Linked DNA regions of Homo sapiens: region 2 is linked to region 1. The links are chromatin loops, found by intact Hi-C in ENCODE. Cell type or tissue: natural killer cell. All regions are shown on one strand. Links, peaks and the distances in the headings refer to the core of each region. The heading gives the core; the rest is flanking DNA. Region 1 overlaps RAP1GAP2 (RAP1 GTPase activating protein 2). Region 2 overlaps RAP1GAP2 (RAP1 GTPase activating protein 2).

Region 1 (4,967 bases), core at 2,357-4,856:
TGGAGGAGGTCCCAGGTAGCAGGGGCAGACGTGAACAAGAACCACAAGGAGTAATTTAGGCTTGGGAAATCTTGAGGGATCTTTCCCAATGCCCCTACTTGCCGGTTCGGGTGCCAGCCCACTGCCCAGGCGGCAAAGCAGAAGAAGCGACGGGAAAAGATGGCACTCGTGTGAGTCCAGGACCCCCTCTCTCCATCTCACCACCCTGTGCCCTCCCTGCCTCCCCCTGGTCCACAGCAGCTCTACACACAGGCACAGCTTCTCCTGCAGACAGGCAGCCACCTGTTCCTTCCCTCTTGTTGCACCCGAGTCCAGGACCCCTTCTCTCCATCTCATCACCACCCTGTGCCCTCCCTGCCTCCCCCTGGTCCACAGCAGCTCTACACATGGACACGGCTTCTCCTGCAGACAGGCAGCCACCTCTTCCTTCCCTCTTGTTGCACCCGAGTCCAGGACCCCTTCTCTCCATCTCATCACCACCCTGTGCCCTCCCTGCCTCCCCCTGGTCCACAGCAGCTCTACACACAGGCACAGCTTCTCCTGCAGACAGGCATCCACCTGTTCCTTCCCTCTTGCCGCACCCCAGCTCATGAGACCCTCGCCCCTGCAACACTCTTGCCTCTCTCCTCTCTGACCCTCGCTGGAGAAGTGACTCTCACTGGCCCCACCTGCAGCATGCTGGGTCCTTGCTGAGCTACCTGCCCTGGCCCTGGGCTCCTCTCCTCTGCTTCTGGAGGTGGGGGTGTGTTTATGTGTCAGCAGCCTCGCTAAAATCCCTGCTCCTGGGAGGCACCACACACTCATGTTCACAGAACCACGCTGTCTGAGTGCTTGCGCCTTTGCATGGGGCTGAAAACATGACCGCTAACTCACAGAGCTGTGGCAGGACCACACGGGCCAGCGTGTACAGAGCCTGGCACACAGGTCGCTCAATGAGTCCTTGCAATCGCCTCGTTATTCCCGCCCACCCCAATCCAGGACACACGGAGGGGACAAGGCTACATCAACAGCAAACTAAAAACATTACCAGAAGACAAGGATGGAGGAGCAGGTGTTTTGCACCTACGTGGGTCCCAGGAAAATCGGGGGGAGATGCGGGCCAGAAAGTGCTGGGGGGAGAAGCAAACAGGTCAGAGTGAGTTTCTCATCCGGATGAAGAGGGAAGACATGACCAAGGAAAAGGATTTCTGGAGAGTTCTCTAAACCCGTTTCTGGAAAGCTGGGGAAACAGGGCACGCCCTGGGAGCGGGATGGGATGTGTCCCATGTCGTCTGACCACCGAGCACGCCACACTGCCCGACTCCGCTACCGGTCCAGAAGTCCCCATCCACAGGGCAAGCAGGATGAGAACCAGCCGGCCACCAGGCTGGCTGCAGAACAGAAGGTCCTCGAGGGCAGAGCTCTTCGTTTGCTGTGATCCTTGCCATATCCCTGTGCTATTAATAGAACTGCCTAGCACACAGTAGATGCTCAATAAACATTTGCCAGATGAATGACTAAATATTCTGCTAAGCAAGATGCAACGAAGCAAGCGGTGAGGGCTGAGTCTTGGCCTGGGAGTGGCCAGGGCGGGCTTGTTGGGATGGCTAGAGTCAGGGCTGGACGGGCCAGTGTTACTGCTATTAACAGCTGTCTGTGCTCTGACCACAGACTGCACCCCTCACCCTGGATGGCCAACCCTATGCCCAGTGGGTGCTCCCAATAATGAACCGTCCTCCAGAATCAGGTCCTGTTCCAACCAAGTCTCCCCCCACCACCCCCGCCAAGCCACCTGCTTGCTCCTCTTTCCCTTCTCTGGTCTCCTTTTTCCACCAACTCCTGATGCTCACGGCTCCTTTGCTGCTGGAGCGTTTCAGAGGTGCCATTTCACTATGTCACTGGGGCCAGGAGCCTGCAATGGCTCTCTGTTAAGTGTGGCAGTGCTAATGCCACAGAACCACCTGGGGGCTAGTTAAAACACAGTTTCCGGCCGGGCACGGTGGCTCACGCCTGTAATCCCAACACTTTGGGAGGCCAAGGCGGGCGGATCACCTGGGGTCAGGCGTTCAAGACCAGCCTGACCAACATGGAGAAACCCTGTTTCTACTAAAAATACAAAAATGAACCAGGTGTGGTGGCGGGCGCCTATAATCCCAGCTACTTGGGAGGCTGAGGCAGGAGATTCACTTGAACCCGGGGGGTGGAGGTTGCAGTGAGCCGAGATCACGCCACTGCACGCCAGCCTGGGCGAAGGAGCAAAACTCTGTCTCAAAAATAAAAAAAGTTTCCTAGGCCCCACCCCTAGAGCTTCTGATTCTTGGCCAGAGAATGTGCGTTTCTAAGAAGTTCCCAAGTGAGAACCACTGACCTATGGGGTTCATCATGTTGAATGCTGCTGCTGTGTGGGAGGGACCATCTCTCAGCAGAGATACCAGAGCAGAGATGTGGCAAGGTGGGGAAGGGTGGGAAGATGGTTGGGTTTTTATAGGACATCTTAAATTAGGCAGACTCATATTTAAATTCTAAGACAGGACTAGAAGATGCCAATGACTTCAGGCACGAGGCAAGCAACCTAAACGAGTGATGGGAGAAGTAAAGAGATGGAATCCGTAGTAATTAAAAACCTCCCAACAAAGAACAGTCCAGGGCCAGATGGCTTCATAGTGAAGCCGACCAAACACTTACAGAAGAATTCACACCAGTCCTTCTCACACTCTTCCAAAAATAGAAGAGGAGGAAACACTTCCTAACTCATCCTATGAGGCCAGCGTTATCAAAGTGACACAAAGGAACCACAGAAAACTACAGGCCAGTATCTTTATGGATAGAGTCAGACATCCTCAACGAAGTACCAATAAACCAAATCCAACAGCGTACTGTTATATTCCATGACCAAGTGGAATTTATCCTAGGAATGCAAACTCAGTTCAACACAAGAAAATCAATGTAATAGGCCGGGCACGGTGGCTCACACCTGTAATCCCAGCACTTTGGGAGGCTGAGGCAGGAGGATCACCTGAGGTCAGGAGTTCAAGACCAGCCTGGCCGACATGGTGAAAGCCCGTCTCTACTAAAATATACACAAATTACCCAGGCGTGGTGGCACGTGCCTATAATCCCAGCTACTCGGGAGGGTGAGGCATGAGAATCGCTTGCACCCAGGGGAAAGAGGTTGCAGTGAGCCCAGATTGTGCCACTGTACTCCAGCCTGGGCGAAAGAGCAAAACTCGTCTCAAAAAAAATAATAATAAAATAAAGAAAAAAAAAGAAAATCAATGTATCACATTAACAGGATGAAGAAGAAAAAATACATGATTATCTCAATTGATACAGAAAGAGCACGACAAAAGCTAATATCCTTTCATGATATAAACTCTCAGAAAACTAAGAATAAAAGGGAACTTCCTTGACATAAAAGGCATTAAAAAAAAAAAGACATAGCTAACATCATACTCAGTGATGAAAAACTAAAAGCTTTCCCCTTAAGATGAAGTAGCAACAAAACAAGGAAACTCACTTTCACCACTACCATTGGGTGTACTAAAAGTTCTAGCCAGAACAAAGAAATAAAAGGTATCTACCACGGAAAGGAAACAGTAAAACTATCTCTATTGTCAGATGAGACGTTCCAACACAAAAAAACCTCACAGATTTCACACATGCACAAAATCTACTAGAGCTGATAAAGGAAGTCTGCAAAATTGCAGAGTACAAAAATCAGTTGTGTTTCTATACACCAGCAATGAACAATCGGAGAGACACAATCAGAAAAGACAAACAATAAAAATAATAAAAATAATAAATTAAAATAAACAATCAATAAACAATCAGAAAATTAAGAAAACAATTCCATTTTAAAATAGCATTAGGCTGGGCACGGTGGCTCACGCCTATAATCCCAGCATTTTGGGAGGCCGAGGCGGGTGGATCACGAAGTCAGGAGATCGAGGCCATCCTGGCTAACACAGTGAAACCTCGTCTCTACTAAAAATACAAAAAAAATCAGCCGGGCGTGGTGGCGGGCGCCTGTAATCCCAGCTACTGAGGCAGGAGAATGACGTGAACCCGGGAGACAGAGCTTGCAGTGAGCCGAGATAGTGCCACTGCACTCCAGCCTGGGTGGCAGAGCAAGACTCCGTCTCAAAAAATAAAAAATAAAATAGCATTAAAAAGAATAAAATACCTAGGAACAAATTTAACCGAGTGGCTGGCACACTAAGCACTACAAAACATTGCCCAATGACATTAAAGAAGACATAAATAAATGGAACGACATTCCATGTTCATGGATTGGAGATTTAATACTGTTAAGGTGGCAGTACCATTCAAAGTGATCTACCTATCTAACGCGATCTCTATCAGAATCCTAGCTGGATGTTTTGAAGAAACTGAAAAGCTCCTCCTAAATTTGATAGGGAAATTCCATCCAGAATACTCAAAACCTTCTTAAAGAGGAAGGTCAAAGGTGGAGAACTCATATTTCCCAATCAATACTTACTATAAAGCTACAGTGATCAAAACCGTGTGGTCCTGGCAATAACAGGCATATGAACCGACAGAGTAGAATTAAGAGTCCAGAGATAAACCCACACATCTATGGCCAACTGTGTTTTGACAGGATTGCCAAGACCAATCCTAGGGAAAGAATAGTCTTTTCAACAAATGGCGCTGCAAAAAAGCTGGATATCCACGTGCAAAGAATGAAGTTGGTAGTTCTCTTTTTAATGTTTTTAATTTTTTGAGCAATCTCCGTGCTGTTTCCCATAGCGGCTGCACCAATTTACATTTCTACCAACAGTGTTACAAGAGTTCCAATTTCTCCACATCCTCACCAATGCTTGTTATCTTTTGTGGTTTGGTTTTTTTTTTTTTTTTTTTTTTGGTTTTGCTGTTTTGAGACGGAGTCTCGCTCTGTCGCCAGGCTAGAGTGCAATGGCGCAATCTCGGCTCATAGCAACCTCTGACTCCTGGGTTCAAGCGATTCTCCT
Region 2 (7,955 bases), core at 3,372-5,871, 120 kb after region 1:
CAAGATGGTCTCGATCTCCTGACCTCGGCACTTTTCATAAGAGTAAAAACATACCAAGAACAGGCCAGGCGCGGTGGCTCACCCCTGTAATCCCAACACTTTGGGAGGCTGAGGCGGGTGGATCACCTGAGGTCAGGAGTTCAAGACCAGCCTGGCCAACATGGTGAAACCTCATCTCTACTAAATACAAAAATCAGGCATGGTGGTGTGTGCCTGTAATCCCAGCTACCCGGGAGGCTGAGGCAGGAGAATCGCTTGAACCCAGGAGGCAGAGGTTGCAGTGAACCGAGATTGCACCACTGCACTCCAGCCTGGGAGACAGAGCAAGACTCCATCTAAAAAAAAAAAAAAAATTATCAAGAACAACCATTTACAGGAGAAACAGATAAGCAGGGTGTGGTATATTTGTAAGCTGGACCCTAAACTGTGATTAGAAGGAATGAGCTAACTGTGTATGTATGGACATTGATGGTTACTTAAGGTACATGTAAAAATACTGGTTTGTTTTTGTTTTCGTTTTTTTGAGACAGTCTTGCTCTGTGACCCGGGCTGGAGTGCAGTGGTGCGATCTCGCTCATTGCAACCTCTGCCTCCCAAGTTCCAGCAAGTCTCCTGCCTCAGCCCCCCACCGAGTAGCTGGGACTACACGCAAGTGCCACCACGCCCAGCTACTTTTTGTATTTTTAGTAGAGATGGGGTTTCACCATGTTGGCCAGGCTGGACTCGAATTCCTGACCTCGAGCCATCGCCCGCCTCGGCCTCCCAAAGTGCTGGGATTACAGGAGTGAGTCAATGCACCTGGCCAGCCACTGCACCCAGCCCTGTTTAAATATCTAGAAAAGTATGTACCAAACTCTGAACAGTGGCTACTCTGGGGAGGAGAGAAAGGGAATGTCACTGCTGGCCATAGGAGACTTTATCTTTTTTTTTTTTTTTTTTTTGAGATGGAGTCTCGCTCTGTCGCCCAGGCTGGAGTGCAGTGGCGCGATCTCGGCTCACTGCAACCTCCACCTCCTGGGTTCACGCCATTCTCCTGCCTCAGCCTCCCGAGTAGCTGGGACTACAGGTGCCCGCCACAACACCTGGGTAATTTTTTGTATTTTTAGTAGAGATGGGGTTTCACCGTTTTAGCCAGGATGATCTCGATCTCCTGACCTCGTGATCCACCCACCTTGGCCTCCCAAAGTGCTGGGATTACAGGCATGAGCCACCGCGCCCGGCCGAGACTTTATCTTTAATGTTCTGATTGTTTTAAGGAAAATGATTTGGGTTTTTTTGTTTTCTTTTTTTTTTTGGAGACAGAGTCTCACTCTGTCACCCAGACTGGAATGCAATGGCGTGATCTCAGCTCATTGCAAACTCCACCTCCCAGGTTCAAGTGATTCTCCTGCCTCAGCCTCCCGAGTAGCTGGGATTACAGGCACCCACCACCAAGCCCATCTAATTTTTGTATTTTTAGTAGAGACAGGGTTTCGCCATATTGGGCAGGCTGGTCTCGAACTCCTAACCTCGTGATCCGCCCGCCTCAGCCTCCCAAAGTGCTGGGATTAAAAGCGTGAGCCACCACGCCCAGCCTGTTTTTTGTGTTGTTGTTGTTGTTTTTTGAGACAGGGTCTCACTCTGTCACCCAGCCTGGATTGCAATGGCATGATCACAGCTCATGGCAGCCTCAAACTCCTGGGCTCAAGGGATCCTCCAACCTCAGCCTCCCCAGTACCTGGGATTACAGGTGTGCACCACCACATCTAATTTTTTTTATTTTTAGTAGAGATGAGGTTTTGTCATGCTGCCCCCCCACCAGGCTGGTCTCAAACTCCTGGGCTCAAGCAATCCACACACGTTGGCCTCCTACGGTCCTGGGATTACAGGCATGAGCCACCATGCACAGCCAAAAATGTATTCTTATATTACTTACGTTATACAAAATTAAATTTCTGAAAGGAATCATCAGTCTCTAAAATTAAATCCACACCGTTAAATACTACACAGTTATTTTTAAAAGGAATGGGGCAGAGGCAGCAGCAGCTCTCAGTGGTCAGACAGGAATTCTCCAGAGAAAAAGGCAAGATGTAAAACAGTGTTTTGTAGGATATTACCTTTTATTTAAGAAAAAGAAATAGGAGGCTGGGCATGGTGGCTCACACCTGTAATCCCAGCATTTTGGGAGGCTGGAGCAGGCAGATCACCTGAGGTCAGGAGTTCAAGACCAGCCTGGCCAATGTAGTGAAATCCCATCTCTACTAAAAATACAAAAAGTAGCTGGGCGTGGTGGCAGGTGCCTGTAGTCCCAACTACTCGGGAGGCTAAGGCAGGAGAATCCTTGAACCCGGGAGGCAGAGGTTGCAGTGAGCCGAGATCACACCACTGCACTCCAGCCTGGCAACAGAGCAAGACTCCATCTCAAAAAAAGAAAGAAAGAAAAAGAAAGAGGGAAGGGGAGAGGAAGGAAGGGCAGGGGAGGGAGGGGAAGGAAAGGGAGGGGAGAGGAGGGGAGGGGAGGGAAGTGGAGGGAAGGGTAGGGGAAGGGAGGGAAGGGGAGGGGAGGGGAAGGGAGGGAAGGGGAGTGGAGGTAAGAAAAGGATATGCTCATCTTACATGTGAATAAAGAAGCACTGGAAAGAACCTCAAAGTGAATTTTAGAATGTAGGGACAGGGCGGATTGGAGTACAAGCAAATCTTTCTACCACATATATTTTTATATCATTTTGGTTTTAGAACCAACCATGTAAATACATTTACTGTTCAAAATCTTTTTTTTAGTTTTTGTTTTGTTTTGTTTTGTTTTGAGACAGAGTCTCATTCTGTCGCCCAGGCTGGAGTGCAGTGGTGTGATCTCGGCTCACTGCAACTTCCGCCTCCCAGGTTCAAGCGATTCTCCTGCCTCAGCTTCCTGAGTAGCTGGGACTACAGGCGCCCGCCACCACGCCCAGCTAATTTTTGTATTTTTAGTAGAGACGGGGTTTCACCATGTTAGCCAGGATGGTCTCGATCTCTTGACATCGTGATCTGCCCGCCTCGGCCTCCCAAAGTGCTGGGATTACAGGCGTGAGCCACCACACCCGGCCATCTTTTTTAATTTTTTGAGACGGAGTTTTCCTCTGTCGCCCAGACTGGAGTGCAATGGCACGATCTCCTCGGCTCACTGCAACCTCCGCCTCATGGGTTCAAGCTATTCTCCTCCCTCAGCCTCCCGAGTAGCTCGAATTACAGGCATGCACCACCACACCCAGCTAATTTTTTTGTGTTTTTAGTACAGACAGGGTTTCACCATGTTGGCCAGGCTGGTCTTGAACTCCTGACCTCAAGTGATCCGCCCACCTCGGCCTCCCAAAGTGCTGGGATTACAGGGTCCTGTTGTAAGGTGCTAGACTTCCCACCCAGTGGGAGGCTTTAAGAGAGTAAACTCTTACTTACATTCAACAATAATGTATTGTACACTTAAAAGTCTGTTAAGAGGGTAGAGTTCATGTTATGTGTTCTCACCACAACAAAATAAAATACTGTAAACTTTAACTTTAGAGGAAAAAGTAAAGTAAAATAAAGAGACTGCCAGGTACGGTGGCTCACAACTGTAATCCCAGCCTCTCGAGAGACTGAGGCAGAAGGATCTCTTGAAGCCAGGAATTCAAGACTAGCCTGGGCAACATAGCAAAATCTCATCTCAAAAAAAAAAAAAAAAAATTTAAGAGAGAGAGACCAGGCTCTTAACCACCATGGTACTCACAGACCAAAGCCAAGGACCCCTCAACCTGCAGCCCTAACTCTGACATCCGACAGCCAGGAGGCCACCACCAGGCTCTGGCCAGCTTAGTCTCCCCTGAGAAATAATTCACAGAGCACGGAGTATAGGGCAGAAGCGTACTTCTGTTGACAAAAATGACTCTTTCATAACAAGCCCTTCGGTGAGCTCTTGTGCAGCTGTTCTGTGCCATCTGCTTTGCCATCCAGTTCTCCCTTCTCACATGAAGACAGGGCTGCCTGCTAGAGGGGCTGGAGGTGAGCAGGGCATGGCACTGGGAGGTGGGTCCATGGGCTCCAGGAGAGAAGGGTCGCTGGGACCATTTTCTACCGACGGGGTCACGACCCCAGCCCCAGCCCTTTATGGAGATCTGAAGCCACGGGAAGGAAGGGTAGGCAATGGGATGAGAAACAGCACCTTCCTGATCCTAAGTCACCACCCGCTCCATCTGAGCTACATCAGGAAAGCAAGTAATTGGCCGGGCATGGTAGCTCAGGCCTGTAATCCCAGTACTTTTTAAGGCTGAGGCGGGTGGATCACCTGAGGTCAGGAGTTTGAGACTAGCCTGGCCAACATGGCGAAACCCCGTCTCTACTAAAAATACAAAAAATTAGCCGGGCGTGGTGGCGGGTGCCTGTAATCCCAGCTACTCAGAAGGCTGAGGCAGGAGAATCGCTTGAACCTGGGAGGCAGAGGTTGCAGTGAGCCCAGATCGTGCCACTGCACTCCAGCCTGGGCGACAGAGCGAGGTTTCCCAAAAAAAAAAAAAAAAAAAGCAAGTAATTAATCTTTGAGACAGGAACCTGCCCCCCCAGGGAGCAATGAGAGAGGGAGGAGAAGAGACCAAGGGAGCAAAAAGAAAAGCAAAAGGAGAGAGCAAAGACACAGATACCCAGAAACCGGGAGGGAAGTCACCTCTGGAGAGGGAGCAAGCAAAGAAACACTGAAAGCAAGACCCGTTGGGGAAGGAGAACAGCCAGGAAACCATTACAACTGCTCTTCTGCCCCCGGCCAGGGCTTATCTCCCCAGAGGGTGGAGGTAGAGCCTGTGATGAGCCCACAGCCAGAATCACAAACCTGAGGTCAAAGAACCCGCGGCCCCACCTGCTCTCCCAGCCATGCCCGGGCAGTCCTGGGCCAACAGTGCCACCTGCTGGCGGACGGGGAAACTGTGTTCCCATCCACCCGCTCTTCCCGCCGGCTCTTCAGGGGCCTCCTTCCTCATCTTCACACCTGCCAAGCCTGTTCCCACCACCTGGAATGCTCTTCCCCAGACAGCTTCACACTGGCTCCTTTTCTTCCTTCGGGTCTCCTTCAAATGCCACTTCTTTTTTTTTTTCAACTTTCACTGAATTTAGGGTAAGTCACTGGGCATTGCTAGGAAATCGCAGTATTATTTTTGTTTGTTTGTTGTTGTTTTTGAGATGGAGTCTCACTGTCGCCCAGGTTGGAGTGCAATGGCGCGATCTCGGCTCACTGCAACCTCCGCCTCCCAGGTTCAAGCGATTCTCCTGACTCAGCCTCCCGAGTAGCTGGGATTACAGGCGTGCACCACCACACCCTGCTAATTTTTGTATTTTTAGTAGAGATAGGGTTTCCCCATGTTAGCCAGGCTGGTCTCGAACTCCTGACCTCAAGTGATCCGCCAGCCTTGGCCTCCCAAAGTGTTGGGATGACAGGCGTGAGCCACCGCACCCGGCCCAGGATAAGTTAAATTCTAAGACCCAAACTAGTTTTGGTCAAGTGCTCGGCTCATCTCATGCTTGCAGGCCCAGGGACGGCCTCTTGTGGCTCCCCCACAGGGAAGGGCTGGCCGGAGCAGTAGCTGGCCTCCAGCCTGAGAGCCTCTGCCACGCTCCCCCTGGGCCCCCACCGTCACTGGCGTGCCTGCTGCAACCGATCGTGTATGAACCCTCCCCCTTGTTTTTCAAGGGGATTTTTTTTTTTTCTAATAGGAAGCTGATAAAAAGCAACCAAAGAGATGCTGACCAGATGGGATGAATGAGATCCCAGTTCCCAGTCAGAGCTCAAACTGGCTGGTGCCGGGTGGGCTGGGAGAAGAGCTTGGGGATTACAGGCAGGTACCACCACGCCCGGCTAATTTTTGTATTTTTAGTAGAGAGGGGGTTTCACCATGTTATCCAGGCTGGTCTTGAACCCCTGACCTCAGGTGATCCACCCGCCTTGGCCTCCCAAAGTGCTGGGATTACAGGCATGAGCCACCGCGCCAGGCCTCAAATGTCCCTTCTATGGAGAGGCTCTTCCTGACCACCCACCCAGGGTAGCCCCTTCCCCCAGCCCCGAGCCCCACCCTCATCGCCTCACTGTTCTATTTCCTTCGCAGGACTGGGCACTGTCTGAAACCATCTGCGTTCTTCATTCTGTTCTCATCTGCCTCCCTGACTAGAAAGTGCCACAAAACCCAACAGGGTCTGAATTGTCCACTTTTGTAGGACTCACACTCAGAACACGCTTTGGGAATGAGAGCTGTTGGATGTGCGAGTGGGTATCCACTCAGCTGAGCTCTCCTGAGCTAAAGAGCCCAACCACACACACCCCTGGGACGATCCACAAGCTCCTCAAACGCACCACACTCAAGGCCGAAGGCATCATCTTCTCTGCTACTAGGCTTCCCTCCTGCCTCACCCACGTGACTACTTTGCAAATCCCCCAAATGTGAAACCCCCATTTCCATGGGACTTTCTCTTTCTTTCTTTCTCTCTCTCTTTCTTTCTTTCTCTCCTCTCTCTCTCTCGAAACGGAGTCTCGCTGTGACACCAGGCTGAAGTGCAGTGGTGTCATCTCGGCTCACTGCAACCTCCCATTCCCAGGTTCAAGCGATTCTCTTGTCTCAGCCTCCCAAGTAGCTGGGACTACAGGCGTACGCCACCACGCCCAGCTAATTTTTATATTTTTAGTAGAGACGGGGTTTCGCCATGTTGGCCAGGATGGTCTCGATCTCTTGACCTCGTGATCCGCCCGCCTCAGCCTCCCAAAGTGTTGGGATTACAGGCGTGAGCCACCGCGCCCGGCCGGAAATCCTCCTTTCATGCTGCACGTGGGCTAGATGCCTGGGCTCAGGATTCACCTTCTTAGGACCCTAGCCTGGCCCTCCCCTCCAACCCCAGCCAAGAGGACATTCAGGCCCCACCCCTCCTCAGGAGCACAGCAAGCATCTCCTCCCTTCCGCAATCCATCCCCAAAGCTCCCAAGGCCGCCTTCCCAAGTCACCAAGGAGACAGGCGGTTCCCCCATCCCGCTCTTCCAGGGCACCCGTCATCTCGCCGGCAACACACTCAGAGCCTCCCCGAGCGGATCCCCACCCTCGCCTCTGGCTGTTTCCTGCCATGTCCCTCCATCCATTTCGAGAGCCTGGCTCACCGCTTCTCAAACAGCTCTACACACTTCCCCACCCACCCGCAGCCTTTGCCCTTACTGTTTCCTCAGTGTGAAATGCCCCCTGCAGGCCAGGCATGGTGGCTCACGCCTGTAATCCCAGCACTTGGGGAGGCCGAGGCGGGGAGATCACGAGGTTAGGAGATTGAGACCATCCTGGCTAACACGGTGAAACCCTGTGTCTACTAAAAATACAAAAAAAAAAAAAAAAAAAAATTTGCTGGGCGTGGTGGTGGGTGCCTGTAATCCCAGCTACTCGGGAAGCTGAGGCAGCAGAATCGCTTGAACCTGGGAGGAGGAAGTTGCAGTGAGCCGAGATGGCACCACTGCACTCCAGCCGGGGCGACAGAGCAAGACTCCGTCTCAAAAAAAAAAAAAAACAGAAAGAAAGAAAGAAAAAAGAAAAAAAATGCCCCCTGCAACCTTCTCTTCCTAGGGATTCCTTTTCAACCTTCCAGCGCCGCCTCCTTCAAGAAGCCTTCCCTCATTCCACCAGGAAGAATATCTCTATTGGCACTGCCTCATGCTTTGCAGATGACTGTTAAATGTCTGTTTCCTCCAGAGACTGTGAGTTCCTTGGATGCGGGCACCAGACCCTCTTCACACCTAAACGCTCTGTCTTCAGTAACAGCTGCAGTCACGAGCACTAACTCTGCGCCAAGCACCATGCTAAGTGCTTTTCCTATGTTAGCTCATTTCATCCTCAAACATCCCTGTGAGACAGGGACGCTCCTTATCTTCACTTTCCGGATGGGAAAACAAGCTCAGAGAGGTTCAGACGGTTGCCCAAGGTAACCCCAGCAGTGAGTGGCAGAGCCAG

What was found. A loop is a pair of places that touch in the nucleus more often than their neighbours do. Peaks named below come from ENCODE experiments on the same cell type or tissue, not always from the same donor. Only the 100,000 strongest peaks of a DNase experiment are listed, where the experiment ranks them.
Region 2: a loop joins it to region 1, with 2.7 times the contacts of the local background. A loop is called at or near these places in 14 of 110 quality-filtered maps.

What each region holds. Positions count from the first base shown.
Region 1 is chr17:2,944,055-2,949,021 of GRCh38, reverse strand. The region is part of intron 3 of RAP1GAP2 (RAP1 GTPase activating protein 2); the gene reads right to left. Among named protein-coding and RNA genes, the nearest start is that of RAP1GAP2-AS1, 19 kb to the left of the region's middle. RefSeq lists enhancers at 398-918, 919-1,439, 1,440-1,960. In natural killer cell, for the core only: no CTCF peak of the experiment used is centred there; DNase peaks (open chromatin) are centred at 3,521 and 4,821.
Region 2 is chr17:2,825,544-2,833,498 of GRCh38, reverse strand. All of the region lies in intron 2 of RAP1GAP2 (RAP1 GTPase activating protein 2), which reads right to left. Among named protein-coding and RNA genes, the nearest start is that of RAP1GAP2, 33 kb to the right of the region's middle. RefSeq lists an enhancer at 382-882. In natural killer cell, for the core only: a CTCF peak has its summit at 4,903 (motif pointing left); a DNase peak (open chromatin) is centred at 4,858.